Linked DNA regions of Homo sapiens: regions 2, 3, 4 and 5 are each linked to region 1. The links are chromatin contacts, found by Hi-C or POLR2A ChIA-PET in ENCODE. All regions are on one chromosome and are shown on one strand. Each heading gives the region's core, a stretch centred on a gene start or an enhancer-like site at or near the end of the contact. The rest is flanking DNA. Distances are from core to core; before and after follow the strand shown. Region 1 holds the start of RNF34 (ring finger protein 34). Region 2 overlaps HPD (4-hydroxyphenylpyruvate dioxygenase). Region 3 overlaps TMEM120B (transmembrane protein 120B). Region 4 holds the start of OASL (2'-5'-oligoadenylate synthetase like). Region 5 holds the start of P2RX7 (purinergic receptor P2X 7).

Evidence for each region. Hi-C counts contacts between places; a loop is a spot of excess contacts on that map. ChIA-PET counts read pairs that join two places held with the same protein, here RNA polymerase II (POLR2A). Pooled maps may share reads with other maps.
Region 2: a map of CD4-positive, alpha-beta memory T cell shows a loop between it and region 1 (19-fold over the local background). The contact joins the enhancer-like site here to the promoter of RNF34 in region 1. A Hi-C loop is called at or near these places in 1 of 168 maps with a recorded cell type or tissue (CD4-positive, alpha-beta memory T cell) and 9 of 50 pooled maps. POLR2A ChIA-PET finds 5 or more read pairs at or near these places in 2 of 52 experiments (T-cell and activated B cell).
Region 3: a loop to region 1 is called in a pooled map, with 3 times the contacts of the local background. The contact joins the enhancer-like site here to the promoter of RNF34 in region 1. A Hi-C loop is called at or near these places in 2 of 50 pooled maps. POLR2A ChIA-PET finds 5 or more read pairs at or near these places in 6 of 52 experiments (GM10248, T-cell, activated B cell and 3 more).
Region 4: a pooled map shows a loop between it and region 1 (21-fold over the local background). The contact joins the promoter of OASL here to the promoter of RNF34 in region 1. A Hi-C loop is called at or near these places in 8 of 50 pooled maps. POLR2A ChIA-PET finds 5 or more read pairs at or near these places in 4 of 52 experiments (PC-9, activated T-cell and activated naive CD4-positive, alpha-beta T cell).
Region 5: a pooled map shows a loop between it and region 1 (5-fold over the local background). The contact joins the promoter of P2RX7 here to the promoter of RNF34 in region 1. A Hi-C loop is called at or near these places in 2 of 37 single-sample maps with no recorded cell type and 10 of 50 pooled maps. POLR2A ChIA-PET finds 5 or more read pairs at or near these places in 3 of 52 experiments (A673, WTC11 and activated T-cell).

The regions. Positions count from the first base shown.
Region 1 is chr12:121,396,533-121,402,582 of GRCh38, forward strand. It overlaps RNF34 (ring finger protein 34), which reads left to right and starts at 3,586. Exons shown (of 6, transcript NM_025126.4): 1 at 3,586-3,686. The coding sequence starts at 3,681. RefSeq lists enhancers at 3,129-3,208, 3,694-4,225, 4,226-4,757.
Region 2 is chr12:121,837,268-121,843,317 of GRCh38, forward strand. HPD (4-hydroxyphenylpyruvate dioxygenase) reads right to left here. Exons shown (of 14, transcript NM_002150.3): 13 at 2,665-2,781; 14 at 2,260-2,571. The coding sequence ends at 2,461. Among named protein-coding and RNA genes, the nearest start is that of TIALD, 16 kb to the right of the region's middle. RefSeq lists enhancers at 1,581-2,251, 2,923-3,592 and a silencer at 2,214-2,413. Within about 2 kb of position 2,389, at least 16 of the 41 ENCODE cell types and tissues checked have a DNase peak (open chromatin) inside an H3K27ac peak, as active enhancers do.
Region 3 is chr12:121,769,524-121,775,573 of GRCh38, forward strand. TMEM120B (transmembrane protein 120B) reads left to right here. Exons shown (of 12, transcript NM_001080825.2): 7 at 1,384-1,449; 8 at 1,965-2,026; 9 at 3,898-3,990; 10 at 5,135-5,199; 11 at 5,539-5,607. Among named protein-coding and RNA genes, the nearest start is that of RHOF, 21 kb to the right of the region's middle. RefSeq lists an enhancer at 559-1,071 and silencers at 3,759-3,808, 5,460-5,754. Within about 2 kb of position 3,853, at least 14 of the 41 ENCODE cell types and tissues checked have a DNase peak (open chromatin) inside an H3K27ac peak, as active enhancers do.
Region 4 is chr12:121,036,420-121,042,469 of GRCh38, forward strand. It overlaps OASL (2'-5'-oligoadenylate synthetase like), which reads right to left and starts at 2,827. Exons shown (of 6, transcript NM_003733.4): 1 at 2,355-2,827. The coding sequence starts at 2,552. RefSeq lists enhancers at 1,991-2,492, 2,493-2,992, 2,572-2,991.
Region 5 is chr12:121,129,618-121,135,667 of GRCh38, forward strand. It overlaps P2RX7 (purinergic receptor P2X 7), which reads left to right and starts at 3,259. Exons shown (of 13, transcript NM_002562.6): 1 at 3,259-3,478. The coding sequence starts at 3,354. The region is part of intron 2 of LOC105370032 (a long non-coding RNA gene); the gene reads right to left.

The sequences.
Region 1 (6,050 bases), core at 2,336-4,835:
TATTAACAGCTTTATTGAGATATAATTCACATACCATATAATACACCCGTTTAAATTATACAATTTAGTAGTTTTTAGTATACTCACAGAGCTGTACAACCATTCACATAGCTAATTTTAGAACGTTTTCTTTTCCTTTTTTTTTTTTTTTTTTTGAGCAGGGTCTCGCTTTGTCACCCAGGCTGGAGTACAGTGGCTCACTGCAGCCTCGACCTCCTGGGCACAAGTGATCCTCCTACCTCAGCCTCCCGAGTAGCTGGGACTACAGGTGTGCACCACGATACCCAGTTAATTTTTGTTTTTATGTTTTGTAGAGATGGGATCTCCTTATGTTGCCCAGGCTGGTCTCGAACTCCCGGGTTCAGGTGATCCTCCCGTCTCAGCCTCCCAAAGTGCTCAGATTACAGCCATGAGCAATCACACCCGGCCTAGAATGTTTTGTTTTGTTTTGTTTTGTTTTTTGAGACAGAGTCTTGCTCTGTCACCCAGGCTGGAGTGCAGTGGCGTGATCTCGGCTCACTACAAACTCTGCCTCCCGGGTTCACGCCATTCTCCTGCCTCAGCCTCCCAAGTAGCTGGGACTACAGGCGCCCGCCACCGCGCCCGGCTAATTTTTTGTATTTTTTAGTAGAGATGGGGCTTCACCGTTGTCTGGATCTCCTGACCTCGTGATCCGCCCGCCTTGGCCTCCCAAAGTGCTGGGATTACAGGCGTGAGCCACCGCGCCCAGCCTCCTAGAATGTTTTCATTACCCCAAAAGAAACCTGTGTCTAGTAGCAGTCACTCCATTTCCCCCCTCCTCCTTCAGAGACCTTAATCACTACTCTACTTTCTATCTCTATGGATTGGCTTATTTTGGACATTTCCTGTAAATGGAATCATACAATATATAATCTTTTTGTATCTAGCTTTTTTCACTTAGCATTATTATTTTCTTTTTCTTTTCTTTTCTTTTCTTTTTTTTTTTTTTTTTGAGACAGGGCCTTGCTCTGTCGCTCAGGCTGGAGTGCAGTGGCGCAATTTTGGCTCACCGCAGCCTCAACCTCCTGGGTTCAAGAGATTCTCCCACCTCTGGCTCCCGAGTAGCTGGGATTACAGGCGTGCGTCGCCACATCCGGCTATTTTTTTTTTTTTTTTTTTTTGTATTTTTAGTAGAGATAGGGTTTCACCACGTTGGCCAGGCTGGTCTCGAACACCTGACCTCATGTGATCCGCCCGCCTCCGCCTCCTGAAGCCTTAGGACTACAGGAGTGAGTCACTGTACTCAGCCAGCCGCATGATGTTTTCAAGGTTCATCCATGTTGCAGTATGTATCAGTACTTCATTCCTTTTTTGGTCTAATAATATTCCACTGCATAGAGAGACCACATTTCCTTTAACCATTTCTCAGATAATGGACATTTGGGTTGTTTTTACTTTTTGACTATTATGAATAATGCTGCTAAGAACCATTAGCATGTACGTTTTTCTGTGGACCTAGGTTTTCATTTCTCTCGGGTATACACCTAGGAGTGGAATTTCTGGGTCTTATGGTAACTCTGTATGTTTTAACATTTTTGGGCCGGGCGCGGTGGCTCACGCCTGTAATCCCAGCACTTTGGGAGGCCGAGGTGGGCGGATCACGAGGTCAGGAGATCGAGACCATCCTGGCTAACACGGTGAAACCCGTCTCTACTAAAAATACAAAAAACTAGCCGGGCGCGGTGGCGGGCGCCTGTAGTCCCAGCTACTTGGGAGGCTGAGGCAGGAGAATGGCGTGAACCCAGGAGACGGAGCTTGCAGTGAGCAGAAATCGCGCCATTGCACTCCAGCCTGGGCGACAGAGCGAGACTCCGTCTCAAAAAAAAAAAAATTTTTTTTTTTAAGAATTGTCAGGCATTTTCATAGCAGCTGCATCATTTTACATTCCCACCATTCATGTATGAAGATTCCAAATTCTCCACATCCTCACCATCTATTTTCTTTCTTTTTAATGTTACCCATCCTTGCAGGCGCACAGCGGTATCCATGGATTTGATGTGCATTTCCTTGATAGTTAATGATGTTGAGCATCTTTCATGTGCTTATTAACTCTGGAGGTAGACCTGCCAGGCCTTTTCTAATGAGGGACAACCATGGCTTTGTACCCCAAGAACATTTTTATTGAGTTGCTTTGTGTCTAGATCATTAGGAGAATTAATTAATACTTTCTCTTCCAATGAAGCTCAGCTGCGTCCTACATCGTGAATGAAAGGCTTTCTGTACATTTTTCCAAAAAAAACCTAGGACTATTATGGATAAGAAGTGACATTATCTGAGCAGCACTTGAAGCAAGAGAAATACATACTCTGATGCATTATTTCAGTCTAAGGAAGTGGCCTGCCACGCACTCTCTCTCTCTCCGTGTGTTTTAATCTAATATAGCACAACTTGTCGAAGCAAATCTATAATGTATATAAATAACAGAACAGTCTTAGGTCCTCATGAAGAGCGAACTGACTTTTTTATGTTTAAAATCTTAAATACTGGTTAAGTTAGAGGTGAGATTAAAAAGTGTAGGAAAATCGGCTGGGCCCGGTGGCTAATCTCAGCACTTTGGAAGGCCGAGGTGGGCGGCTCACCTGAGGCCAGGAGTTCTAGACCAGCCTGGCCAACACAGTGAAAACCAGTCTCTACTAAAAATAGAAAAAATTAGCCGGGTGTGGGGCGGGCGCACGAAGTCCCAGCTACTAGGGAGGCTGAGGCAGGAGAATCCTTTGAACCCGGGAGACGGAGGTTGCAGTGAGCCGAGATCACACTATTGCACTCCAGCCTGGGCAAGAGCAAGACCTTGTCAAAAATAAAAAAAAGGTGTAGGAAAATAAACTGTCATCCAGTACAGCTGAAGAAATCGATACCTTAATTTACAACCTCAGTTTCTCTGTCCAAAGGCAATTCCAAGACTCGAGCAAATTCTTTTATTATGCTACGATTTTGGTTATTTTGAATACAGCTTTTCAAAGAGCCCTTGGGATTTGAGAGCCCTTGGTTTTCTAAGTGTTTTCAATAAGTCTTGTTTTTAAAGGCCGCGTCCTAGCGAGTGCAGCTGCCGCTCCTTACCGGACCCACGAGTGAGGAGCCCCGAGGTCATCACCGAGCATGAACGCGGGAACGTCTGGGAAGGAAATCTGAGGCCCTGCTCTGACGGTCATAACAAAGGCCTTCGAGCCAACCGGCGTGTTCAAATTCACCACGGCCCTTCCCGCGCTCCCCTCCCCGGAAACTTGACCACCTAGCCCAGAAAGCCGCAGCAGCTTCCTCAGGGACGCTATCTCCCATTTCAAACACCCAACCGAGAAAGCAGCGCCGCAGCGCGCCTTCCGCCACGCCCAGGTCCGCAGGTCTTCGCTCGGGGCGGAAAAGAATCCTCCCCGCGCACTCCCAGCCAGGAGGAACGCCAGAGGCCCCGCCCAATCCCTGTCGCTTCATTGGCTCTGGTGACCGGCCTCCCGAAAGTCGGCTTCCTATTGGTCGTCGTGGCCGCCGCTCTGCGCTTTTACCGGGGCACGCGGCGAGCGTGACCACGCCCCTTACGTCCGGACGCTCGGTCGCCTCCCGGGGCGCGGTAATCACCGCCCAGAGGGAAGGAGGTCGGCAGTGTGAGGAGCTGCTATGGTGCTGAGTTTCCTGGTAGAGCCGGCCGAGCTGAGGCGGTCGCGGCCATGAAGGTGAGGGGCCGGTGGAGCCGGACAGACCCTCCTCGCCAATCCTATCCTGCCAGGGCACCTGAAGCGCCTCCTTTCTTTCCGCCTTAGCGGTTACCTAGTCGTCATCTCGGAGAGCTGCGCTGAGGGGGGTCGCTTGCCCGGCTTCAGGTGCCCCAACCGAGCCAGGGCAGGCTGCCGGACCCTCTCGAGCTCCTCCAGTGCCACCCCCGTCAGCGACCCGAGCGGTGGGGAGAAGCCGGGCGTCCCTAGCGTTCGCGCCGGGTGGGCCCCTCTCTGCGCCGGGCCCTGTGCGCCTCCTCGGGGGCCTGAGGCAGAGCCGCCAGGGCTCGCCTGAGCCTCGGTCCCTTGGCGCGCGGCGTGCCCTTTCCCGCCCCGAGTCCTTGAACTAACCCAAGTGTTGGGGACATCGTGGGACCGAGGAGAACAGGAGGGGTGCAGGGGGTGGTGAGGCTAGGGCCAGGCTAACGGGTTAAAGAACTCTCAGGGTGGGGATGCCACCCGGAAGGGGTGCTTCGTAGGCTGCACGTCGGGGCCGCGAACTAGAGAAGGCTGGATGTGCCTCCATCGCCACTAGGTAAACGCAGCAAGGAATTTGGCAGCTTGAGTTCTCCAAGGTGGGAGTGAGAGCGTGGGAGCATTACTGATGAGAAGTTGAAGAAAAGGGGAAAGGGGAGCGGGGTTTCCGGCCTACTTCTGAGAGATGATTCTCAACCCGATCACTGAGAGTTCTGAAGAGCTTTGTGAACAGCAGTCAGTTCAGGGTATTGATTCATTTGCCGAACTCAAACCAAGTGGGATGAGTCATAAGGTGATGATAACTTTCAGACCTAGATGGTTTCGTTAATCTCAGTGCAGAGGTGTGCTGGGGGTGGGTAATCTAGCAGGTGAGCTGCTAGATTAACGCTGTCTCCATAAAGCGTCAAAGATTTACTATAGAAGATTGAAAAAGAGTGTCAGCTGGTCACAGAAATTCAGCACATGTTTTGTTGAACGTTTTCTGTGCGTTAGCCAAGAGGGAGACATGGTGAAGAGAAGTAATTCAAAATACAGTCTCATCCCTTAGGAAGGCAGTTTACCATTCAAAAGAAGAGTTATTTGTAAGTAACCATATTACAAGGCAGAAGGCTATAGGTATCAAAAAAAAAAAAAAAAAAAAGGCAGGGACAAAACACAGGAGCCAGAAAGGATACTTCTGGCTACAGAAAGCAAGGAATATTTTTGGAATAGGTAACTTTGGAACTGTGCCTTGAAGTATGAGGATATTGTAAAAGCTTATTTTTAACTTTCCAGTTTAGTTATAAAATATTATTACAGCTTGAAATATCTATTAAAGTATCTAGAAGTAGCTTTATTTCCTGAAAACCACCCTCTGCTGTGTTAAGATCCAAAAACAAAGCAGGGATCTTTATATATAATGCCTCGAAGAATCAGTATCTTTATTAATATTAAATTTGTGGCCCATTAAGGAACTAGCTATCGAAGGAAAGAATTAGAGACAGGTCCAGTGTTGAAATTTTTAAACAAGTTCTTTGAAAACAGACGTGTGTTTTGAATTGAAGTGGAAGGTACTACTTTCTAAGATGAAATTTTAGAAACAAAGTTTGGTGGCAATTGAAATTATAGAAAAGATACGTATTTTCAGAAGCAAAATATGGACCTGAATAGACATCAGCCTGTGCCAGATGACAGTTATAAATGATGCTTTTGTTTTTGTGAAACTGGATTTACACCATTGAGGATTTGGGCTGTTAAATGTTTATTATTTAACTTAATGTTGATTTATATTGAAATTGTTTAATTGTGGGTATGCTCATCTGTAGATTTCTGGGCAGAGACTGATTCCTGATGTCATGGAATGCTAACATGTGAATGTTCATGTAAGGAAATACTTCTTTCTGTGGAATTAAAATTACATTAAAAGCTAAGCAAGTATACCTGGCCGGGTGCAATAGCTCACGCCTATAATCCCAGCACTTTGGGAGGCCAAGGCAGATGGATCACTTGAGGTCAGGAGTTCGAGAACAGCTTGGCCAACATAGCAAAACCCTGTCTCGATTAAAAATTATTTTAAAAAGAAAAAAAGGAAAAAAAAAGTTAAGCAGTTAAAAATAAACAAGAAAAGCTAAGCAATTATATGGATAAGTACATGTTCACTCAAACCTGGAGCAGCTGGTTTTAGTATATGTACGGAATGGGTATTTACTTTCTCCCTTTGGCGTTTTGGTTTGGTTTGGTTTGGTTTGGTTTAGAAACTGATGTTTTGAAATAGGTCTTACCTCTCAGACTCAAGTAACTTTTTAACCTTGCAGTAACATCCAATCAACTTCCTATAAGGGATTAAAAAAAAAAATCCAAATTGGTGCC
Region 2 (6,050 bases), core at 1,139-3,638, 440 kb after region 1:
CCCGGCTAATTTTTGTATTTTTAGTAGAGGCGAGGTTTCACCCTGTTGGGCAGGCTGGTCTCTAACTCCTGACCTCAAGTGATCCACCTGCCTCAGCCTCCCAAAGTGCTGGGATTACAGGCATGAGCTACCGCACCTGGCCATATGTGCCCAACTTTCTAAAATGTTGACTCAAATTTGTTTGAAACCATGCAGGCAAAACGAAGTAGGTCTATGAGCCACATTTGGTCTGTAAGCCACTAGTTTGCATCCTTCTGGGTTATACAATTTCCCTTCTTCACATTAAGTCACAGGAGAATAGAGGGGGAGTATTTTTTTTGCACGGAATCCTTTGGGTTCTCTCTGATCTCTTTATTTCTGAAGTTCGTGATCCCAGAAGCTCTGATTTCTTCTATAATCTGAAAAAAATCCCCAATTCCCACCATTATACCAACTCAGAGTATTTTTTTCTTCTATTGAGCTCTGCTGCCTCCTAGCTCTGAGTTGACTTATCCTCACGGAGGGTTCTCAAGCATTAGAAGCAGAAAGAGGCCAGAGACAGTGGCTCATTCCTATAATTCCAGCACTTTGGAAGGCTGAGGTGGGCGGATCACCTGAGACCAGGAATTCGAGACTGGCCAACATAGTGAGATCCCATCTCCATGAAAAATAAAAACAAAATTAGCTGGGCGTGGTGGCACATGCCTATAGTCCCAGCTACTTGGGAGGCTGAGGTAGGAGGATCACCTGAGCTCAGAAGGTGGAGGTTGCAGTAAGCCAAGAGCACACCACTGCACTCCAGCCTGAGCAATGGAGTGAGACTCTGTCTAAAAAAAAAAAAAAAAGAGAGAAAAAGAAAAAAAAAAGAGGCCAAATTTGCCCACCACCAACTCTTACCTGGTTTTGAAGAAAGAATCTCCTTCCTAGGGTTTTAGGACCCAGCTGCCTCATTCTTTTGCAAGGATCACTCACTCTTCTATGAGTATGAACAAGCCCCTTTCCAAAAGAAGTCCTCACTGCGGGCAAGGCTGGGGCAGTGCAGCTGCGTGGGTGGTCATGGGCACTGCCCTGCTGAGGGCAGGGACTGGGATACCAGGCCCCTCCTACCTGCTTTATCTCTGAGACCAGGAACCAAGGGACCATATCCTACAGTTGATGAGCAGGGATGCTGCCCCTAGAGTCCCTTGTCTAACACTCTCCCCTCTCCTGTGTTCAGAGGTTTGGGCTCTGGGTAGCAAAACTGAAGACAGCTCATCTTTAGAGATCATCGGCCGGGCGCGGTGGCTCACGCCTGTAATCCCAGCACTTTGGGAGGCCGAGACCATCCTGGCTAACAAGGTGAAACTCCGTCTCTGCTAAAAATACAAAAAATTAGCCGGGCGTGGTGGCGGGCGCCTGTAGTCCCAGCTACTCGGGAGGCTGAGGCAGGAGAATGGCGTGAACCCGGGAGGCGGAGCTTGCAGTGAGCCGAGATCGCACCACTGCACTCCAGCCTGGGGGACAGAGCGAAACTCCGTCTCAACAACAACAAAAAGAGATCATCAAGCCGGCAGACAAGATGCTGCCAAACTCTGACCCCACCTCAGGGCCTTTCTCCGTTCGCTCTTCCTGGAATCCTTTTCCCGAGCATGGTCCCATGGCTGGCTCCCAAATGTCACCTTCTCGGAGAGGTCTTCCGTTATCAAAATTAGCTCCCCTGCGATCTTCGCTTCCACATATTCTCATCAACTGCCTTTTTTTTTTTTGAGACAGGGTCTCACTCTTGCCCAGGCTGGAGTGCAGTGTCAGGATCAGGGCTCGCTGCAGCTTAGACCTCTGTCCATCAATCGATCCTCCCACCTCAGCCTCCTGAGTAGCTGGGACCACAGGTGTGCGCCACTACGCCAGGCTAATTTTTATTTGTTATTTGTGTAGACGCAGGGGGGTCGGGGTCTTGCTATGTTACCGGGCTGGGCTCGAACTCCTGGCCTCAAGCGATCCTCCCACCTCTGCCTCCCAAAGCGCTGAAATTACAGGTGTGAGCCACCACGCCCGGCTCATCGCTTGCTTTATTGTCTGAATCGCGTTTATCTCTCTACAAAAGCAGTGTCATCCGTCTTTCCCTCCAGAGCAAGTCCCCTTCCTTCCCTGGTTCCAGAATTCCCCTCTCCGCGTGGTCCCGCTGGCAAAGCGCTGGCACCCGCAGCTCCTCGGTCCCGCGGCGCTGGCGGCCGCCCTGGCCTCCCCCTGGCTGCCATAAGGCACTACTGCCTTATGCGCAACACAAACACAGACACAGTATTGGACCGGGGCACGCTTTAATCGGGAGGGCTGGAGCAGAGGGCGGCCCCGCCGAGGGGCGTGGTCAGTGTGGGCGGAGCCTTGGGGGCCGAGTCCGCTGGTGGGCGGGACCCAAGGGGAGCAGCCAGTAGGGAAGTTGGGCGAGTTCCAGAATCAGGGGGCGTGGCTGTGTGGCTGTGGCCTCCGTGGGGTGGGCGGGGCTTACATGCCGGGCACCACCCCATTGGTCTCCATGTTGGTGAGGTTACCCCGCAGGTTCTGCTCCTCCTCGAAAGCCTTGAACAGTGAGTTGAAGTTGCCGGCTCCAAAACCCTGTGGCGGGAAAGAGAGGAGATGAGCCAAGGACCCAGAAAACCGAGTGTGCTAGCTGCCTGTCCCCTCGGGCCTGCCGGGGACAAGCAGTACCTGGTGGTTGTGGCGCTGGATGACTTCCAGGAAGAGCGTGGGCCGGTCCTGCACCGGTTTGGTGAAGATCTGCAGGAGGTAGCCTTTCTCGTCGTAGTCCACCAGGATTTTCAGCTCCTAGGCGGGAGACAGGGGGCTCTGCTAGGGGAGGCTGGCACGGTGAGATCCTTGGAAAGTCCACAGGGGCTCCTGCACCCCAAAAGTCTGGAAATGACCTCTTTTTCTGGCAGTTCAGCCACCTCCAAATATATCCCCAAACTGTCCTATTACTATCCCCCTACTACAGTTCCTAAGGCACCATTCAAGACTGCTGCCCGCTTCTAATCTTGTATCCTTACAATCCATCCTCCCCGCAGACATTATCAGGACACTTTCTTTTTCTTTTTTGAGACGGAGCCTTGCGCTGTTACCCAGGCTGGAGTGCGGTGGCGCAATCTTGGCTCACTGAAACCTCCGCCTTCCGGGTTCAAGCGATTCTCCTGTCTCAGCCTCCCGAGTAGCTGGGACTACAGGCGCAGGCTACCATGCCCGGCTAATTTTTGTATTTTTAGTAAGACGGGGTTTCACGATATTGGTCAGGCTGGTCTCGAACTCCTGACCTCAGGTGATCCACCCACCTCGACCTCCCAAAGTGTTGGGATTACAGGCGTGAGCCACCATGACCTGCTGCGGGATCTTTTAAAAGTCGGATCATGTCATTCCCCTGTTTAAAATCCTCCAGTGGAAATCGGAACCCTCATGTACTGCTGGTGGGACTGTAAAATGGTGCAACCACTTTGGAAAACAGTCTGGCAGCTTCTCAAAAAGTTAAACATATAGTGTTGCTTCCTTAAAATACGGATTAAAAAAAAAAAAGGGGGTGGCCAGGCATGGTGGCTCACTTTGGGAGGCCGAGGCAGGTGGATCACCTGAGCTCAGTTCGAGACCAGCCTGGCCAACATGGGGAAACCCAGTCACTACAAAAAAAAATACAAAAATTAGGCTGGGCAAGGTGGCTCACGCCTGTAATCCCAGCACTCTGGGAGGCTGAGGTGAGTGAATCACCCGAGGTCAGGAGTTCGAGACCAGCCTGGCCAACATGGTGAAACCCCATCTCTACTAAAAATAAAAATAAAAATAAATTGGCTGGGCATGGTGGCACACGCCTGTTATCCCAGCTACTCAGGAGGCAGAGGCAGGAGAATCGCTTGAACCCGGGAAGTGGAGGTTGCAGTGAGCCAAGATCGGCCACTGCTCTCCAGCCTGGGCAACAGAGCAAGACTCTGTCTCAAAAAAAAAAAAAAAAAAATTAGCTGGGCGTGGTGGCGGGCGCCTATAATCCCAGCTACTGGGGAGGCTGAGGCAGGAGAATTGCTTGAACCCAGGAGGCTGGAGGTTGCAATGGGCCAAGATCGCACCACTGCACCCCAGCCTGGGAAACAAAGCAAGACTCCATCTCTAAACAAACAAAAGGGAACATGGAATTACCATGTGACCTAGCTACTCCTAGATATATTCCAAAGTGCATTGAAAACACGTCCACACAGAGCCTTGTACATAGATGTTCACAGTAGCATTACGTATAACACCCCAAAAGTGGAAACAACCCAAATATCTATCAACGAGGAATAGATAAACAATGTGTGTCTATCTATACAATGGGATATTTTTCAGCCACAAAAAGGAACGAAGCACTGACACACACCCCACGCAGATGAACCTTGAGCACATGCTATGGGAAAGAAGCTGCTCACAATAGGCCTATTTTGTGATTCCTTTTTTTTTTTTTCCGAGATGGAGTTTCACTCTGTCGCCCAGGCTGGAGTGCAATGGCGCGATCTCGGCTCACTGCAACCTCCCCTTCCCTGGGTTCAAGCAATTCTCCGGCCTCAGGCTCCCCAGTAGCTGGGATTACAGGCATCTGCTATCACACCCAGCTAATTTTTGTATTTTTAGTAGAGACAGGGTTTCACCATGTTGGCCAGGCTGGTCTTGAACTCCTGACCTCATGATCCGCCCACCTCAGCCTCCCAAAGTGCTGGGATTACAGGCATGAGCCACCGTGCCTGGACTTTGTGATTCCTTTTGATGAAATGTCCAGAATAGGCAAATCTATAGAGACTGAAGGTAGATTAATGGTGCCTAGGGCTGGGGTGGGAGGGGGGAAGGGAACAGAGGGGGTTGGGAGGTGCTGGCTAAGAGGCTCAAGGTTTCTTTTTGGGGTGACAAAAATGTTCTAAAATTGATTTTTTGCCCAGGCTGGAATGCAGTAGCCTGATCATGGCTCACTGCAGCTTTGACCTCCTGGCCTCAAGTGATCCTCTCACCTCAGCCTCCTGAGTAGCTGGGACTACAGGCACGAACCACCATGCCCAGCTAATTTTTTAAAACTGTTTTTTTTGTAGATACAGGGTCGCCCTGTGTTTCTCAGGCTGGTCTTAAACTCCTGGCCTCAAGCAATCCTCTCACTTCAACCTCCCAAAATGCTGGGATTATAGGTGTGAGCCACTGTGTCTGGCCTAACTGTTTTTGTTTTTCTTTTAGACAGGGTATCACCCAGGCTGGAGTGCAGTGGCCTGATGATGGCTCACTGTAGCCTCTACCTCCTGGGTTGAAGTGATTCTCCCACTTCAGCCTCCCCAGTAGCTGGGACCACAGACACAGATCACCACGCACAGCTAATTTTTTTTTTTCTTTTTGTAGAGATGGGGGTTTCGCCATATTGACCAGGCTGGTCTCAAACTCCTGACCTCAAGTGATCCACCTGCCTTGGCCTCCCAAAGTGCTGGGATTACAGGCATGAACCACCATACCTAGTCCTAAAATGGATCTTTTTTTTTTTTTTTTTTTTTTTTGAGACAGAGTCTCACTGTGTCGCCCAGGCTGGAATGTAGTAGCGCAATCTCGGCTCACTGCAACCTCCGCCTCCCGGGTTCAAGTGATTCTCCTGCCTCAGCCTCCTGAGTAGCTGGGATTACAGGCATGTGTCACCACGCCTGGCTAATTTTTGTATTTTTAGTAGAGGCAGGGTTTCACCATGTTGGTCAGGCTGGTCTCGAACTCCTGACCTCATGATCCGCCCGCCTCGGCCTCCCAAAGTACTGAGATTACAAGCATGAACCACCACACCCAGTCCTAAAATGGATTTTGATGATAGTTGCACAACATAGCAAATAGCTAGAAATCATAGAATTGTACACCTTAAAAAAATGACATGTTATGTGACATATGTCAATAACACTGCTAAAACCAAACCAAAAAACCCTCCAGTGGTTTCTGGTCACAAAAGAACAAAATCCAGATTCCTGAATAATAGCTCACAAGAGGAACTGGCTCTTGCTTACCTGTCTGACCTAGGTCATCGCTCAAAAACAGCCTCCCATCCACTCTAGCCTATTCTTTCTGTT
Region 3 (6,050 bases), core at 2,603-5,102, 370 kb after region 1:
AGCAAGACCCTGTCTCTAAAAAAAAAAAAATTTAGCTGGGCGTGGTGGCGCACGCCTGTGATCCCAGCTACTCAGGAGGCTGAGGTGGGAGAATTGCTTGACCTGGGAGGTCAGGGCTGCAGTGAGCCATGATTGCACCACTGCACTCCAGACAGGGTGACAGAGTGAGACCCTGCCTGGAAAAGAGAAAACGTGTGTGTGTGTGTGTGTGTGTACATGCATGCTTATTCAACACATTTATTGAGCAGCTGCTTGGAACCCAGGGTCACAGATAGACTGGTGAACAATAGAGACAAGACCCCTGCTCAATCTAGAGGTGACATAGGGGTGGGAGAGGGGGCAGATCACAGGAAGAAAGGCACGTAATTGCAGACAGTGATCCATGCCATGAAGGAGGTGAAGTGGGGCAGTGTGATCCGAGTGGGGCCATCAGGCTGGTTCAGATAAGGCGGTCAGGAGGCCTTTGTGAGGTGACAGCTAGTCTGAAGCTTGCACTTGGACGAGGAGCCAGGCACGTCAAGGTCTTGGAGCAGAGAGAGCAGCAAGTCCAAAGGCCCTGGGTGAGCCCGCTGGGTGTAGCTGTAGGAAGTACCGCCCGCCGAGTGTCCTAAGCCACAGAGTGTATTTCCTCACAGTTTGGTGCTGGAAGTCTAGAATGGAGGTACTGGCGGGGCTGGTTTCTCCTGAGACCATTCTCTGTGGCTCACAGATGGCATCTCCCCGTGTGTCCTCATGTGGCCTTTTCTCTGTGCACAAACAGCCCTGGTGTCTCTCCCCTTCTTGCAGAGACACCAGTCACACTGGACTAGGGCCCACCAGTGTGACCTTGTTTTACCTCAGTCCCCTCTTCAAAGGCCCTGTCTTCAAATACAGTCACGGACGTTCTAAGGTGCTGGGGGGCTCAGCTTCAGTGCAGGAATTGGAGCCACTATTCAGTCTGTAGGAGGCCCTGAGGTGGCAGCAGGCAGGCTTGGCGGGTTCTAGGAGAGCCCACATTCCTGGAGGGCCTGCGTGCTGGGGAGAAGACCTGGTGGGGAGGACAGGAGCCGTGCCTGGAGCGCCCGCGTGCTGGGGAGAGGACCAGGTGGGGAGGACAGGAGTGAGGCTTGAAGGCAGGTGAGGCTAGGGGTGTGCTCTGAGGGTTGCTGGAAACCACTGGAAGCCCAAGTGGGAGTCCAGGCTAATCTGCAGCTGGTTTGTGTGGGATGGTGCAGCCCTGTGGGACAGAGAGGAGGGCACGGTCAGGGTTCCAGTCTGTTTCTTACTCCAAGAAGCCGTCTCTGAGTGCAGAGTAACCCCTGCTGCATAGGTGGGGCCTCAGCGAGACACATGCCTGCGTTGCTCTCCCCTCCTGAGCACTTTCCGTTCTCTCCCTCTCCCGAGAATTAAAGGCTGGTGGGTGTCTCACCACTACGTCTCCACATTCCTGTCCGGAGTGATGCTGACCTGGTGAGTAGCCCCTCGCTGGGCCCCTCCAGCCTCCCAGGGAGTAGAGCCTGGGGCCCGGGAATGGGGAGGGGGCTGATCCAGACAGCGGTGGGGGGTGTGCTCCAGGGCCAACTTGGGAAAGAAAGTATGAGCCTGCAGCTGCGCCGGGCTGCGCGGGCCCCACCCAGCCCGTGAGGGGTTCTCCAGGGAATGGTTTCGGGTGTCCCTGGCCAGGGCAGAGGTAGCGGGGCTGCAAGGCTGGAGGGAGCGAGTGAGGCTGGGCACTGAAGGAGACTGCGGAGGACAGAGGGGTCACAGGGAGTTAGCGCTTCTGCACGGCCATGTGGACCCCTGTGCTTCTAGAAAGGAAGATGGGATGACCTCGCCCAGCCCCAGGGATAGAAGGGCGGAAGTCTGGACCTCAGTTTGACTTTATACACCTTTTCGCCTCTTCTGGTTGGAATGGAGTTGGGGCGGGGAGGAATGTCTCATTTCATAGTGGGCCCCACCTTTGTTTTTTCCTACCTTCTCTCCAGGCCTAATGGACCCATTTATCAGAAGTTTCGCAACCAGTTCTTAGCATTTTCCATTTTTCAGAGTGAGTGACTGTTGCCTGGATTTGGGGGAAGGGACATGGTTTTCTGAGACTTTCACCAAGGGAGGGCCCCAGCTGACATCAATCAGTGCTTGCCTGTGTGGCAGGGAGACCAGACTGGGGGAGAGGGTCCCAGAAATCCAGAAGGAGAGCTGTCCCCGCCCCAGGTCAGCTCCACCCACCTCCCAGCCCCCAGCACTGCCTGCTCCTTCCCCAGGCTGGAACCCTGCCAACTGTGACCTTTGGGAACTGAGTAGCATTGGGGATACCAGCCTTTTTTCCAGTCCTAAATAAGTCCTCCAAATGGAAATATATATTATTTTTCTCATCTGAAAATTGCTCTGGATTTGTATACTGGTCCCAAGGGTTGCCTCTGGGGAAGGGGGCTTGAATGCTTGGGGACAGGGAGAGCGTCTTACTTTTCACCAACCTGTTTGTTCCCTTTAAATTTTATCCCATGTGTGTATTGCCTTTCTTTCCCTTTCTTTCTTTCTCTTTCTTTCTTTCTTTTTCTTCCTTTCTTTTTCTTTCTTTCTCTTTCTCTCTCTCTCTCTTTCTCTCTTTCTCTCTCTCTCTCTTTCTCTCTTTCTTTCTTTCTTTCTGATGGAGTCTTGCTCTGTTGCCCAGGCTGGAGTGCAGTGGCGCGATCTTGGCTCACTGCAACCTCCGCCTCCTGGGTTCAAACGATTCTTCTGCCTCAGCCTCCCGGGTGGCTGGGACTACAGGTGCGCACCACCACGCCCAGCTAATTTTTTTTATTTTTAATAAAGATGAGATTTCACCATGTTGGTCAGGGTGGTCTGGAACTCCTGACCTCAGGTGGTCCACCCACCTCTGCCACCCAAAGTGTTGGGATTACAGGCATGAGCCACCACGCCGTACCGTTTCTTTCTTTTTTTTTTTTTTTGAGATGGAGTTTCTGTCTGTCACCCAGGCTGGAGTGCGGTGTTGTGATCTCGGCTCACTGCAACCTCCACCTCCCGGTTCAAGCGATTCTCCTGCCAAGTAGCTGGGATTACAGGTGCCTGCCACCATGCCTGGTTACTTTTTGTATTTTGGTAGAGATGAGATTTCACCAGTTGGCCAGGCTGGTCTTGAACTCCTGGCCTCAAGGGATCTGCCTGCCTTGGCTTCCCAAAGTGTTGGGATTACAGGCATGAGCCATCACGCCTGGCTGTATTGACTTTTCAGATACTACAACCTACATTTTAAGTTAAAACCTGCTTGCAAACAAATACAAATGTATAAAGCCAAGAATGGAAATTGTATATCAGCCCACCCTAGAGGTGACGTTAGTTAAGATCTATGTCCTCTCAAAAGTTTTTATTCATAAATAGGTATATACATGTGTGTATTACATTATGTATCTTTTACAAGTATGGGACCTTTCTGTACATAGAGCTTTACTATTATAACCTGCCTTTTGAATTTTTAACAGTTTATCATGGCTATTTTTCATGTCATTACCACCTCATTTTTAGCAACAACGAAGTATCCCATTGGATGGAACTCTGTCTTGTGTCTTAGCATTGCACAGAGCTCCCAACATAGCACTGGCATAGCTTGCATTCCAGCAAGCATCTATTGAGTGTCTACTGCATGGAAAATTCCAGAAGTTTCAAATCTAGTTGGGGCTTAGATGGGTCCTCACATACCTGTGTTCTCTCTGTGTTCTGGATAAGGGCTAAAGCAGGTTCAGACCAGAGTGTGTGTGTCTGTTTGTGGTGTGTGGGCGTGGGAGAGGGTTGTAACCAGGGCACCCTTTCTGCTTCTGCCCAGTAAAGACCCATCAGCCTGTGCTTGGGGCAGAGAGGTGTGGCCCTGTCTTCCGGGGACACCAGGCCCTGAGCCCAGGTGCTGTGCTCCCCCTGCAGGCTGCGTCCAGTTCCTGCAATATTATTACCAGAGGGGCTGCCTCTACCGGCTGCGGGCCCTGGGGGAGAGGAACCACCTGGATCTCACAGTGGGTGAGTAGCTGGGCCTGGGTTGGAGCCGGGGCAGGTACTGGACCTGCCAGCTCCCCACACCGGGAGTGCAGCCCTGCGAGCACCTCCCATACAGCGGAGCCAGGCCGCTGCCCTTTATCCGAAGCGCCTTCCAGAATTCATCCTGGATTCTGTTTCAGCTGCCAAGTGCCAGGCCAGCTGCATACCAGGCCCCGAGGGCAGGGCCTCTGTCTCAGCCTCTGGAAGTGTCTATTTTTTTGTGTGTGTTCTAGAATACACACACACAAATTAGCCATTTGTGTGTAACATGTCTACATACCAACACGTATAAGTATATAAATGCATGTACACGGGGGAGACATGCCTCACTCTGAAGCCATAGGAGTGCCAGCCAGAAAAGTGAGGAGACACCTCATTGAGAATTTCAGGGGAAACTGTTTTTAATACAACTCTGCTATCTTTTTTTTTTTTTTTTTTTTTTTTGAGACGGAGTCTCACTCTTGCCCAGGCTGCATTGCAGTGGCACGATCTCTATTCACTGCAACCTCCGCCTCCCGGGTTCAAGTGATTCTCCCGCCTCAGCCTCCTGAGTAGCTGGGATTACAGGCATGTGCCACCACGCCCGGCTAATTTTTGTATTTTTAGTAGAAATGGGGTTTCACCTTGTTGGCCAGGCTGGTCTCAAACTGCTGGCCTCAAGTGATCTGCCCACCTTGGCCTCCCAACGTGCTGGGATTATAGGCGTGGGCCACTGCACCTGGCCAACTCTGCTGTCTTTTGACATAGTCATTTCCATCAAATTACTCTCCTAAGTAGGTCCTCCTGTCTCAAGACTCGATAGAACTAATGCATGTGAAAATTCATTATAAAATGCAAAACCCTGTGCAGATTAAAGAAATTAGTAACAACATAGCGCCCAGTGTCTGTGTGTTGTCACCTGGCTCTTGGTGGCTTGAAGAGAGAGAGCAGTCAGGCCAGGTGACAGGGTTGCTATTGTCATAGTGAATGCCCACCCAGCTATGACAGGTGAGGGCTGACCCCCCGCATGTGTGACTGTCCCTGGCTCATCTTAGGGTGACTGGTGTGGCTGGGGGTGGGCGTCTGGTGGAGCTGTGGGGGCAGCGGACCCCCTCAGCGGGTCCTTTTTCTTCCCTCCTCTCCACAGAAGGGTTCCAGTCCTGGATGTGGCGGGGCCTCACCTTTCTCCTGCCCTTCCTCTTCTGTGGCCATGTGAGTCCCCCTGGAGTTTGTGGGTATCTCCTGTCTGGGCTGACCCCCAGGAACAGAAGGTCTTCAGGCCTTGCCCTCCTTCTCCATCCGTCCCCATGCTGGGGCCCACAGCATCCTGGGGCCGGGGCAGCCTCTGGGCCCAGGGATGCCAAGGCAGGAGCCAGAACTGACCTAGCTCTGCCCTGGCCTCGGGTGCCTGCATTTCATTTTGGGGGTGTCTGTCAGTGTTGTGGGTAGTTGATACCCAAAGTTGGGTGAGGGGCCTGGCCATCACCCTGGCTTTCTACGTGGCCGGCCAGGGGAGTCTGGTGGGTGAGCAGCGCCTGCCTTCCTCTCCAGTTCTGGCAGCTCTACAATGCCGTCACGCTGTTTGAGCTCTCCAGCCACGAGGAATGCAGAGAATGGCAGGTATGGGGGGTGGGGGCATGCTCGGGGGAGGTTCCCGGGAGGGCTGGGGTGGCAGGGATGGGGTGTATGTGTGGCATGCTGGGGTGCGGATTCCTGGGGAGGGCTGGGATGGCAGATGTGGGGGTGGGGTGTGTGCGTGTGTGTGGTGTGCTGTGGGGAGGTTCCTGGGGCGGGCTGGGCTGGCAGGTGTGGGGTGTTGTGGGGGGCCTGCTTGGCGGGAGGCTTCTGGAAGGGCTAGGGGTGGAGCCTCTCCCAATCTGTGGATCCCAAGGAGGTTCGCCCCATCGAGCCCTTCCCAGGCCCTGCCCAAGCCTGAGGCCTCACCCTTCCCCCAGGTCTCCTGAATCTCTGCCTTCGATGGCAAAACCCTGCAGTTTGGGAGTTTGGGGGCAGCTGTGCTGGAGATTCTGGGGTGCTGGGGGCAGGGGTTCAGCAGGGCAGAT
Region 4 (6,050 bases), core at 1,577-4,076, 360 kb before region 1:
TCAAGAGGAAAAGTGGCTATGATGTGCAGGAAGTATTTGAGGCTTAGGTAAATAGCATTTCCTGCCGTAAAAACTCATTCTTGGCCGGGCGTGGTGGTTCACACCTGTAATCCCAGCATTTGGGGAGGCCGAGGTGGGTGGATCACTTGAGGTCAGGAGTTCGAGACCAGCCTGGCCAACATGATGGAACCCCGTCTCTACTAAAAATGCAAAGATTAGCCAGGCGTGGTGGAACACACACACACACAATAAACTTATTCTTGTAGCATCCTCCTCTTACCAGACATTCCTTATTCCCTCCACTTTATTCTCAAGTTTGTTGGGGAGGGGGTGGTCTAGGAGGGTCTGCCAGAGTCAGACTTGAGTCCCAGGCCCAGAAGAAAGCTTGGCAAGAATTATAATGATGCTTCTGTTTCTGAGCATTTATCGTGCATGAATCATTCAGCCTGCATTGCACCACTGGCTTGGTGAGGGAGAGATGATGATGATGCCCCAATCACAGATGAAAAGAATGTGGGTTTGAGAAAGAAGAGTGGGAAGGTCAAAACCACACAGCTGGTAAAGGAAGAAGCGAAGAGTCTGTCTAATATCAAAATTTGTGGTTTCTCACTTATAAATTGTATGGCCTCAGGCTTCATATGCTGGGGATAGGTGCAAAGAACGGATAGGGGCCCAGGGCTTCTAGATCCCTCTGTGAGTTGGTTGCCCCTAGAGAGAGAACTTGAGCACTGGGCTGGGAGTCAGGGGTCCTAATTCTAGTCTTGCCTTTGCCACCAACTCGCTGTGTGACCTTGGGGTATCTCTCACCCTCTCTGTGCCTCGGTTTACTTAATTTTTTAAGTGAGTCATTGGTGAGACTGTCTGATTCTCCAAAGTCTTTCTAGCTCCGACCCTCTTGAATTTTGATCTTAGCTAGCACAGGCGGTGGCATGAAACAGCTGGAGGAAGGGCTTGGGGGAAAATCTCAGTGAGGGGGGCTTGGGTCCCTTGAGTCAAGTTCAAATCCCAGCTTCAACACTGTGTGACCTTGGGCAAGTCACCTCACCTCTCTGAGCCTCCATTAAAAAATCATTTTAGGCCGAGTGCAGTGGCTCACTGTAATCCCAGCACTTTGGGAGGCCGAGGAGGGCAGATCATGAGGTCAGGAGATCGAGACCATCCTAGCCAACACGGTGAAACCCTGTCTCTACTAAAATACAAAAAATTAGCCGGGCGTGGTGGTGGGCGCTGTCGTCCCAGCTACTTGGGAGGCTGAGGCAGGGGAATTGCTTGAACCTGGGAGGCAGAGGTTGCAGTGAGCTGAGATCGTGCCACTGCACTCCAGCCTGGTGACAGAGCAAGACTCTGTCTCAAAAAAAAAAAAACAAAAACAAAAATCATTTTATTGGCCGGCCAGACATGGTGGCTCACACCTGTAATCCCAGCACTTTGGGAGGCCAAGGTGGGCATATTCTTGATCCCAGGAGTTCGAGACCAGCATGGGCAACATTGGTGAAACCCTATCTCTACAAAAAATACAAAAATTAGCTGAGCATGGTGGTGCATGCCTGTAATCCCAAGCTATTTAGGAGGCTGAGGATCACCTGAGCTCAGGGAGATTGAGGCTACAGTGAGTGGTGATTGTGCCACTGCACTCCAGCCTGGGTGACAGAGCGAGACCCTGTCTCTAAAAAAAAAAAAAGTCATTTTATTATCAAAAAGTTAAAACACATAGAAAAATAGATGATACAACTAACACTCATATACCCAACTAGTTGATTCAACAAGTCTAAATTCCTGGCTACATGTGCTTAATCTAAGCCACGTTAAAGTAAATTATAGGCACCAAGGAACTTTGTCCCTAAAATACTTCAGTGTTCGTGTCCAAACAAAAGACAACCTTCTGATAACCACAAAACTACTGTTACACCTAACAAAATCAACAATGATTTCCCATATCAGATATATGTACTATCTGATATCTAGGCCAGTTGTCCCCAAACTATATTTTACAGATGGTTCATTCACACTAGGATCCAACCAAGGACCTCGCATTGTATTGGTTCTGAGCCTCCATTTGCTAATCTGTAAACTGGGCAAAGAATAGTACCTATCTCACAGAGTGCAAGAATTAGAGATAGTGTATGTTAAGAGGTTAGTCCAGTGAGCCCCCAAATGTGAGCTATTATTACTAGACTCATTCTACTCAAGGCAGTGGTGCAGTGGGGTGTAGACAGCTAGGTGGGATGGGGTATTCTGAGATGTCATCAGCATGGGCTAGGGATAAGGAGGACAGGGGTCCCCAGCATCCCCAGGGACGTGGACTCTGATACTGGGTTTTGTCTTGCGTGGGGGCTGGAGGAGCCCAGTCTTACCTTGACTACCTTCAGCACCCGCACATCCTGGTCCAGCCCACGCTTCCCCTGGAAATGCTCCTGCCTCAGAAACTCCTCCACGGTCCGCACAGCGTCTAGCACCTCTTCCTTCCACTCCCGGTGGGGCTGCAGCCACTGAGCCACGAAGGAGTCCAGCCTGGAGGCTGGTGTGCTATACAGTTCCTGCATCAGTGCCATCTCTGTCCCGAGAGTACCGCTGCTGGGCAGATATATAGCCAGGCTCCTACCCAGCTCCCTGGCACACACCTCCTTTTTTAAGGTAGCTCCTCCTCAGCTGCCCTCCAGTGCTCTGTGGGAGGAGGGACCCTAGCAGAGAGGAAACCAGGTGTGACGGGCTGACTCCAGGTCCCCCTTCTTGGAGACACCCTTGCTGCAGTAGGGGCACAGGAGGACTCTGGGCTGAGGCTGGAATATCTGGGGCCACCTTAACAGGCTGGCCGTCTAGTCAATCTGTCATCAGTTTCGATTCTCAACTTTTAGAGTTCTCCTTTATGACGTTGGGAAACTGAAGTTGGATAGTGTTTGACCCCAAAGGAGGCAACTTGCCCAGTAGGTTGGGGTTGGATAGTTGTTAGTCAATTCAACTGCTTACATCTGTCTAAGGAAATTGAGGCTTGGGAACGGAAGGGACTCACTAGTGTTCAGGTGGTGGAGTGAGAATCTGGAGCCCAAGAGAACAGACTGGGAATTCTAGTCTACCTGTGCCAGACTCTAACCTCTTTGACCCTCACTATTCATAGAGTGGGTTTTTTTGTTTTTTTGTTTTTTTTTTTTTTTGGCCGGGTCTTGCTCTGTTGCCCAGGCTGGAGTGCAGTGGTGCAATCTCAGCTCACTACAACCTCTGCCTCACGGGTTCAAGCGATTCTCCTGCCTCAGCCTCCCTAGTAGCTGGGACTACAGACATGTGCCACCACGCCCGGCTAATTTTTTTTTTGTATTTTTAGTAGAGACGGGGGTCTCACCATTTTGGTCAGGCTGGTCTCAAACTCCTGACCTCAAATGATCCGCCCACCTCGGCCTCCCACAGTGCTAGGATTACAGCGTGAGCCACCGCGCCCGGCCCATAGAGTGGGTTTAACAGGTATTATGATTCACGCACTGAACCAAGAAGTTCATGCATTGAGCCAAGAAGACAAAATAAGATGAGGTTCCTGTTCCAAGGGGACTCCCAGAACGGTGGAGGAGACACAGAAAAAAGAGACTGCAAAAGTCCAGTGCGATGAGTTAAGTAGGAAAAAAGCATGAAAACATGAAGCCGGCAGATGAGTTTCATTTGGTGTTAGCAGACACCTGCTTGAGAGGAATCTTAAAGACTGGGGATCCGGGCTGGGCATGGTGGCTCATGCTTGTAGTCCCAGCACTTTGGGAGGCCAAGGTGAGAGGATCACTTGAGGCCAGGAGTTCAAGACCAGCCTGGGCAACATAGCTGGACACCTGCAACTTCCCAAACTCTGAATAATATTAAGTGCTCCAGGGCTTAGTCCTGGGTCCTTTTCTCTTCTTGTTCTAGACTTACTCCCTTGGTGATTTCAGCCAGCGTTTAAATGTTTTTACTCTGGCAACTTCCACATTTTAATTTTATTTTTATTTATTTGTTTATTTTTGAGATGGAGTCTCACTGTCTCGCCCAGGCTGGAGTTCAGTGACACAATCTCGGCTCACTGCAACCTCTGCCTCCCAGGTTCAGGCGATTCTTGTGCCTCAGCCTCCCAAGGAGCTGGGATTACAGGAGCCCGCCACCGCGCCTGGCTAACTTTTTGTATTTTTAGTAGGGACAGTGTTTCACCATGTTGCCCAGGCTGGTCTTGAACTCCTGATCTGCCCTCCTCGGCCTCCCAAAGTGCTGGGATTACAGGCGTGAGCCACCATACCCAGTGACTCCCACATTTGTATCTTAAATCCATACCTCTTCCCTGAAATCCAGACTCATGTATCCAACTCCCCACTCCACATTGGCTTTGAATTCCGGTCTGCCCTTTGCCACACTTGTAACTTCTCTGCTTCTGTGGTGAGGATGATTGCAAGGGCAAGAACAGATGTAGGGAGATGGTCAGGACACTGCACAGTGGTGCAGGTGAGAGGCAGTGGTGGCCTGGAGTTTAAAACTCCAGTTTTTGTTTTAAAAACAAAAAGTTTTTTAAAAAATAGCTAGGTGTGGTGGTGTCCACCTGTAGCCCCAGCTACTTGGGAGGCTGAGGTGGGAGGACCACTTGAGTCTAGGAGTTTCAGGCTGCAGTGAACTATCATGGTGCCACTGCACTCCAGCCTGGGTGACAGCATGAGACTCTGTCTCCAAATAAAAAATAAAAAAGACTGGCACTCCAGCCAGGAGGATGAGGGTACAGCATAGAGGCTGAGAAGTATAAATAATGCTAGGATATGCCAGGGACTCAAGTGTGCTGTGTGCCTTGGGATGAAAGGGTGAGCAGGGGAGAGGTTAGAAATGTACCTGGACAGGTGGGCAGGATTGAATCTTGGAGTGCTATTCACTCATTCGTTCACTCATTCAACAGATACTTACTGGGCACCTACTCTGTGCCAGGCAGGTGCTGTGGATACAACAGTGAACAAACAGTAGTGAAAAATCCCTACCTGCAGATAGTTTTCTTTCTGGTAGTGGAGACAAACAACAAATAGGATAAATAGGTAAAATTATAGTAAAGAAGACGGTGATAAGTGCTAAGCAGAAAAACAAAGCAAGAGAAGGGATTAAGAGGTTGTGTGTGTGTGTGTGTGTGTGTGTGTGTGTGTGTGTGTGTGTGTTGGGGGCATGTATTTAGGTTTCAGTCTTACATAAGGTGATTAGGGAAGGCCTCCCTGAAAAGGAGACATCTGAGCAAAGACATAAGAAGGTGAAGAGTTTGGGAGGCCAAGACGGGTGGATCACAAGGTCAGGAGATCGAGACCATCCTGGTTAATACGGTGAAACCCCATCTCTACTAAAAGTACAAAAAATTAGCCGGGCGTGGTGGCAGGCACCTGTAGTCCCAGCTATTCGGGACGCTGAGGCAGGAGAATGGCGTGAACCCAGGAGGCAAAGCTTGCAGTGAGCCAAGATTGCACCACTGAACTCCAGCGAGACTCCGTCTCAAAAAAAAAAAAAAAAAAGAAGGTAGAGTGAGCCACGTGTGTAACAGAAGGAAGAAGATTCTTCATGGCAGAAGGAGTGGAAAGTACGAGGACCCTGTGGTGGTACTGCCCGGTGGCAAGTATAAGGAACATCAGTGTGCCTGGAACGGAGTGATCAAGAGCAGAGAGTGGAAGGGAATGCGGTTTAAGTAGTAAAGGGTGGCAAGGCAAATAGATACAGGATCCTTTTTTTTTTTTTTTTTGAGATGGAGTTTCACAATTGTTGCCCAGGCTAGAGTGCAATGGCACAATCTCGGCTCACTGCAACCTCCACCTCCCAGGTTCAAGCGATTCTCCTGCCTCAGCCTCCTGAGCAGCTGGGATTCAAGGTGCCCACCGCCACACCTAGCTGATTTTTGTACTTTTAGTAGAGACGGTGTTTCACCATGTTGGCCAGGCTGGTCTCTAACTCCTGACCTCAGGCGATCCACCCGCCTCGGCCTCCCAAAGTGCTGGGATTACAGGCGTGAGCCACCGCACCCAGCCAGGATATAAGATCTTTTTAAAAAGATTTATTCCATAAACAAGGAGCAGGAGTGGATAGGA
Region 5 (6,050 bases), core at 2,009-4,508, 270 kb before region 1:
AGAGTTCAAGACAATGGCTGTTCCGTTAGCCTCGATCTCTGAGTGATTACAGAGAGCTGAGCCATCTGGGAGACCCATGATGGACATATAGTGTGAGTGAGAATTAATTCATCACTGCTATAAGCCATGAGACACTGAGAGTGCTTTGTTATTGCAGCATAACCTGTCCTATCCTGATAGAATCATAAGAAGTGCTGAGAGACAATTTGCTGGAACTGATATTTACAGGGAGAAGAGAGCCAGAGAAAGATAAGACAAAGATTGGATGCAGTGGCTTATGCCTGTAACCCCAGCACTTTGGAAGGCTGAGTCAGGAGGATCACTTGAAGCCAGGAGTTCGAGACCAGCCTGGGCAGCATAGCAAGACCCTATCTCTACAAAATTAAAAAAAAAATTAACGAGGCTTGGTGGCATGTGCCTGTGGTCCCAGCTACTCAGGAGGCTGTGGTAGGGGGATCACTGGAGCCCAGAAGTTTGAAGCTGCAGTGAGCCATGATTGCGCCACTGCACTCCAGCCTGGACGACAGAGCAAGACCCAGTCTCTAAAATAAATTAATTAAATTAATTTTTTAAAAAGAAAGATAAGATAAAGAGTCATAGAAGTACAAATGAGAAACCAGGAGAACATGGGACCCAGGAAAGTCATGGAAACCAAGGGAAAATACTGGTCCAAGATGCAGAAAGTAGCCAGTGATGTTGAATGCATCCAAGAGATCAAGTAACATAAGGAATAAAATATATCCACCCAGTCTGGCAACTGAGAAGTCTTTGGTAACCTCTTTGAGAACAGAATCCATGGAGTGGAGGAGGTAGCAGTGATGAAATAGCGGACAAGGGCTGAAGGAGTGGAGAGGGGAGAGCATGAGGGACCAGTGCAAGAGTGCAGCAGAAAGACAACAAACAGGCCGGGTGTAGTGGCTCACGCCTGTAATCCCAACACTTTGGTAGGCTAAGGCGGGCAGATCGCTTGTGACCAGGAGTTCGAGACCAACCTAGCCAACATGGTGAAACCCCATCTCTACTAAAAACACAAAAATCAGCTGAGCGTGCGCATGGCTGTAATTGCAGATACTCATGAGGCTGAGGCACAAGAATCGCTTGAACCCAGGAGGCAGGGGTTGCAGTGACCCAAAGTCTTGCCACTGCACTACAGCCTGGGCAACAGGGGGAGACTCCATCTCAAAAAAACAAAAAAAAAAAAAAAAAAAAAAAAAGAAAGAAAGAAAAGAGAAAGAAAGAAAGACAAGAAAATAGATGTCTTTGAGTGGTAGCAAGAGCAACACTGAAGTGATTTGCCTATTCTGGACATTTCCTATAAATGGAGTCGTAAAAGATGTATCCTTTTGTGTCTGGCCTCTTTCACTTAAGCGTAGTGTTTTCAAGGTTCATCCATGTTGGAGCATGGGTCAGTGTTTCATTCCTTTTTATGGCTGAATAATATTCCCTTGTATGGGCTTTCGTGCTTTTGTGTATCCATCCATCAGCTGATGGACATTTGACTTGTCTGCCTGTTCACTGCCATATCTACTATTCCTGGTGCTCTTGGGAATGAGTGAATGAATAGCATAAACAGAGCTGTCCAGGGTCACAGAGCTGGTAAGATGTGAAGCCAGGATCGGAAGCCAGGCCATTAGTCCCCTAGAGCCTATGTTCTAAGCATCAGGCTTTACCTGTGAATCTCCTCTTTTTACAGATGAAGATGACCGTATCACTCAGATTCCCGGCAGGAAAGCAATGGCATACTCAAGTGGGGTAACTAATGATGGAACCATTTACAAAGGTGTGGACAGAGTTAAGAAAAAGCAATAGGAGATAGTGAGCTTCCTGGGGCTGGTAAGAGTGGGGAGCCCTTACCACTCCCAGGACTAAAGGAGGGAGTGGTGCCCAGAAGCCCTGCCTATATGCAACTGAGAAGGGCAGGGCCAGGGAGTCACGTCCATCCTCACTGCTCTCCAGTCTCCTGAACTGGAAGCCAGAAGGTGAGGGGAACCCTGATGCAGTTTGTATGTGTGAGAAAGTACAATTAGTTTAGACTGAAAAACTGAAAATCTACCCGGCCACTTAGCAGGCTGGAATAACAGAAAGGGATCAAGCCAGCTGTAAAGATAACAGGGAACAATAATTCTCTGTAGCTGTAAAGTGATAATACAACCCTGCATCTTTGAGTGACTGCTGAAACATTGTCCTTTAAAATCAGAGACCTTCAGAAACTTTGCTGTTTGAAATTACATGACTAAGACTGAAATATTCCAATTTTGCCTGGAAGATTTAAGTCATCTTGACACAGAGAAGCAGCCTCAATTTACAACTCAGGAGCAGAGCTTCAGATAAAGATTTTCTGGACACATTTGACATGTATCTTAGCTATGTTGCTTCCTAGGAAACAGGGCCCTGGGTCCTCTTTGCAATCCAGACTGAAGTTGACTGCTTTGTACAAACCTGTTTTGCTTTGAGTCCATCAAAACATGACTTCATTTAGATTTTATCTCAACTCCACTTTCCTCGGAATCCTATAATAAATTGCTGTTTTCCTTTGTTTGGTGATGTGCGTAGCTCTTCTGGTGGGTGGTGTCCCTCACTGAATAGGTCAACAAACCTAACTTTGTTGGACTGCCACTGTGTCCCTGGTGATCTTTGGCTGATTGGTCTAGGTCATAGATCGACCTGCCGGGGTGCAGAGGAGGGTGGAGAGTAACTCAGAGGGTCAAGCATGAAAGATCTGGCAGAAAAATAAAGCCCCTCCACCCCCACCACCCCTACCCCTGCAAATCTGATTTCCCCCACCAACTGCAGACCAGAGTATTATAAGGGGCGGTGGAAGAAGAGGGGGAGATCTTCATTTACCCAGAGCTCCTATACATCAGGGGCTGAATAAAGGGTTGTAGAAATGAATGAATCAATCTCTGAGTGGGGCTTCAGGCAATGGAAAGATCTCAGTCCTTTTCTGAGGCATAATGGAAGCTCCCAGTCTTGTGACATTTGCAAGGCTGCCCCTTTCTCCCAAGAGACATGAGACCAAAAAAGTGAAAGGAAAGGGGGGAAAAGGGAGAATTCTAAAAATGCCCATCCTCTGAACACCATCTTTGTGTAGGCATCTGGGGGAGGCCAGCTGGGGTGAGGTCATCTGCCAGCCAGGCCCGTAGGACTTGGCGCTTCTTGTTTATCACAGCCACATGTGGGGCCACTGCCAGGGCCCGCCCCAACTCTGCAGTCATTGGAGGAGCTTGAAGTTAAAGACTCCTGCTAAAAACCAGTACGTTTCATTTTGCAGTTACTGGGAGGGGGCTTGCTGTGGCCCTGTCAGGAAGAGTAGAGCTCTGGTCCAGCTCCGCGCAGGGAGGGAGGCTGTCACCATGCCGGCCTGCTGCAGCTGCAGTGATGTTTTCCAGTATGAGACGAACAAAGTCACTCGGATCCAGAGCATGAATTATGGCACCATTAAGTGGTTCTTCCACGTGATCATCTTTTCCTACGTTTGGTAAGTGGGATCTGGGGAGGACCCAGATCTCTGCAGTGGCCGACAGCACAGAAAGCCCCAGCGGGCAGCTTCAGGTGCACATTCTGAATCTCACATGGTTTTCGAATCTGAGACGTGCTCTCACAGCCAGCTGGGCGGGAGGGAGGAAGCAGCAGCAGGCAAGAGGAAACGGTGCCAGGCTGCAGCAGAGAGAAGCCACAGGACAAGCGGGATTCCTTTCTGCTCTACTTCAGGCCCGCCAGGGCGCGCAGGGCAGGGCGTGCCTGGGGAAGGTAGGAAAGCGCAGGGCAACACCCTGGATCCCCAGGGAGGAGGCGAGGATCTCAGGGCACGCCTGGTGATCATGCTGGCATCTGAGTCACCATGCTTGGGAGGAATAGGACCAGGCTTGAAAATGTGTTATAACTTTAGGTCCTCACCAACGTCAGGAAGGCCCTGCTTTTTGGTTTTTGTTTCTTCTAAAAGAAACTTACTGAGATATAATTTATACACCATACAATTGACCCATTTAAAGGGTACCATTTAATGATTTTCAGATTATTCCCAGAGTTGTGCAACCATCCCCACAATCAATTTTAGAATATTTTAATCGACTCAAAAGGAATCCCACACTCCTTCACCATCATTTCCAACACTGTTCCTCCTCCTTCCCACCCATCAATTTCCTTTCTGCCTCTATGGATTTGCCGATTCTGGACATTTCATATAAATGGAATCACATAATATGTGGTCCTTTGTGGCACTTAGCGTGTTTTCAATGCTCATCCATGTTGTAGCATGTGTTGATACTTCATTCAATTTTTTTTTTTAAAGAGACGGGGTCTCACTATTTTGTCCAGGCTGGTCTCAAACTCCTGGACTCAAGTGATCTGCCTGCCTCGGCCTCCCAAAGTGTCAGGATTACAGGCGTGAGCCATTGCACCCGGCTGATACTTCATTCCTTTTTACGGCTGAGTAGTACTCCATTGCATGGATAGACCACTTTTTTCTATCCATTCATCCATTGATGGACATTGGGGTTGTTTCTCTTTTTTGGCTATCATGAATAATGCCACATGAACATTTGTGTACAAGGTTTTATGTGGATATATATTCTCCTTTCTCTCGAATATGTACCTAAGAGTAAAAATTGCTAGGTCATATGTTAACTATGTTTCACCTTTGGGGGGAATGTGGAGCTGAATTTCACAGCAGCTGCAGTTTTTTACATTCCTATCAGCAGAGTATGAGGGATCCAATTTCTCCACATCCTCACCAACGCTTGTTATCGTCTGTCTTTTTGGGTTTTGTTGTTGTCATTTTGTTTTTGTCTTTGAGATGAAGTCTTGCTCTGTTGCCCAGGCTGGAGTGCAGTGGCGCAATCTTGGCTCACTGCAACCTCCACCTCCCCGGTTCAAGCGATTCTCCTGCCTCAGCCTCATGAGTAGCTGGGATTACAGGTGTGCGTCACCACTCCTCACTAATTTTTGTATTTTTAGTAGAGATGAGGTTTCGCCATGTAGGCCAGGCTGGTCTCAAACTCCTGACCTCAAGTGATCCGCCCACCTTGGCCTCCCAAAGTGCTGGGATTACAGGCATGAGCCGCCACGCCCGGCTGATTGTCTGTCTTTTTTATTATAGCCATGCTAGTGGGTGTGAAGTGGTAGTTCATTGTGGTTGTGATTTGAATTTCCCTGATGGTGAGTGCCTCTTATTCTCTGTGCTGATTGATAATGATGATGAAGGCAATTTGTATCTATAGAGTGGCAGTGTAGTTTACTAAGAGTTAGGGTAACTTATTTCATAGTACTGGCTATGTCTTCTGGGCCAAGTCATTAACTTCTCTGAGCCTCAGTTTCTGCATCTGTTCATAGGGTTGTGGCAATTAACCAAAAAAAAAAGGCATGAACAGCCCTTATCATGATGACTGACATAGGATAAGAGCTCCATAACTAGTATCTATTTTTAAAAATAATCTTTTTAAGTCTGGGAGTGGTGGCTCACACCTGTAATCCCAACACTTTGGGAGGCCAAGGCGGGTGGATCACGAAGTCAGGAGTTTGAGACCAGCCTGGCCAATATGGTGAAACCCCATCTCTACTAAAAATACAAAAATTAGTGGGGAGTGGTGGTGCACACCTGTAATCCCAGCTACTAGGGAGGCTGAGGCAGGAGAATCGCTTGAACCCGGAGGCGGAGGTTGCAGTGAGCCAAGATCAAGCCACTGCACTCCAGCCTGGGTGACAGAGCAAGACTCCATCTCAAAATAATAATAATAGTAATAATTTTTTTGATTATATAATAGTATATATGTATATAAAATACATGTATGTATTTTTATCTATATCCTCTGCTCTGACCCTCAAAGTAACCACGTCCAAGTTCAGGATTTGAAATCTGGAAACGTGGATTCAAAAATCCTTCACCTCTTTGAGCCTTGGTTTCATCATCTGTAAAATGGGGAGAATTGTTGATAGGAATATTAAATGAACTAATAAATGCAAAGCTGTTTGAGAAATATATGGCATATAGTAATCCCTGATTAAGTGTTAGTTCTTATTATTAATAATGCTATTATTAGGATTATTATTAT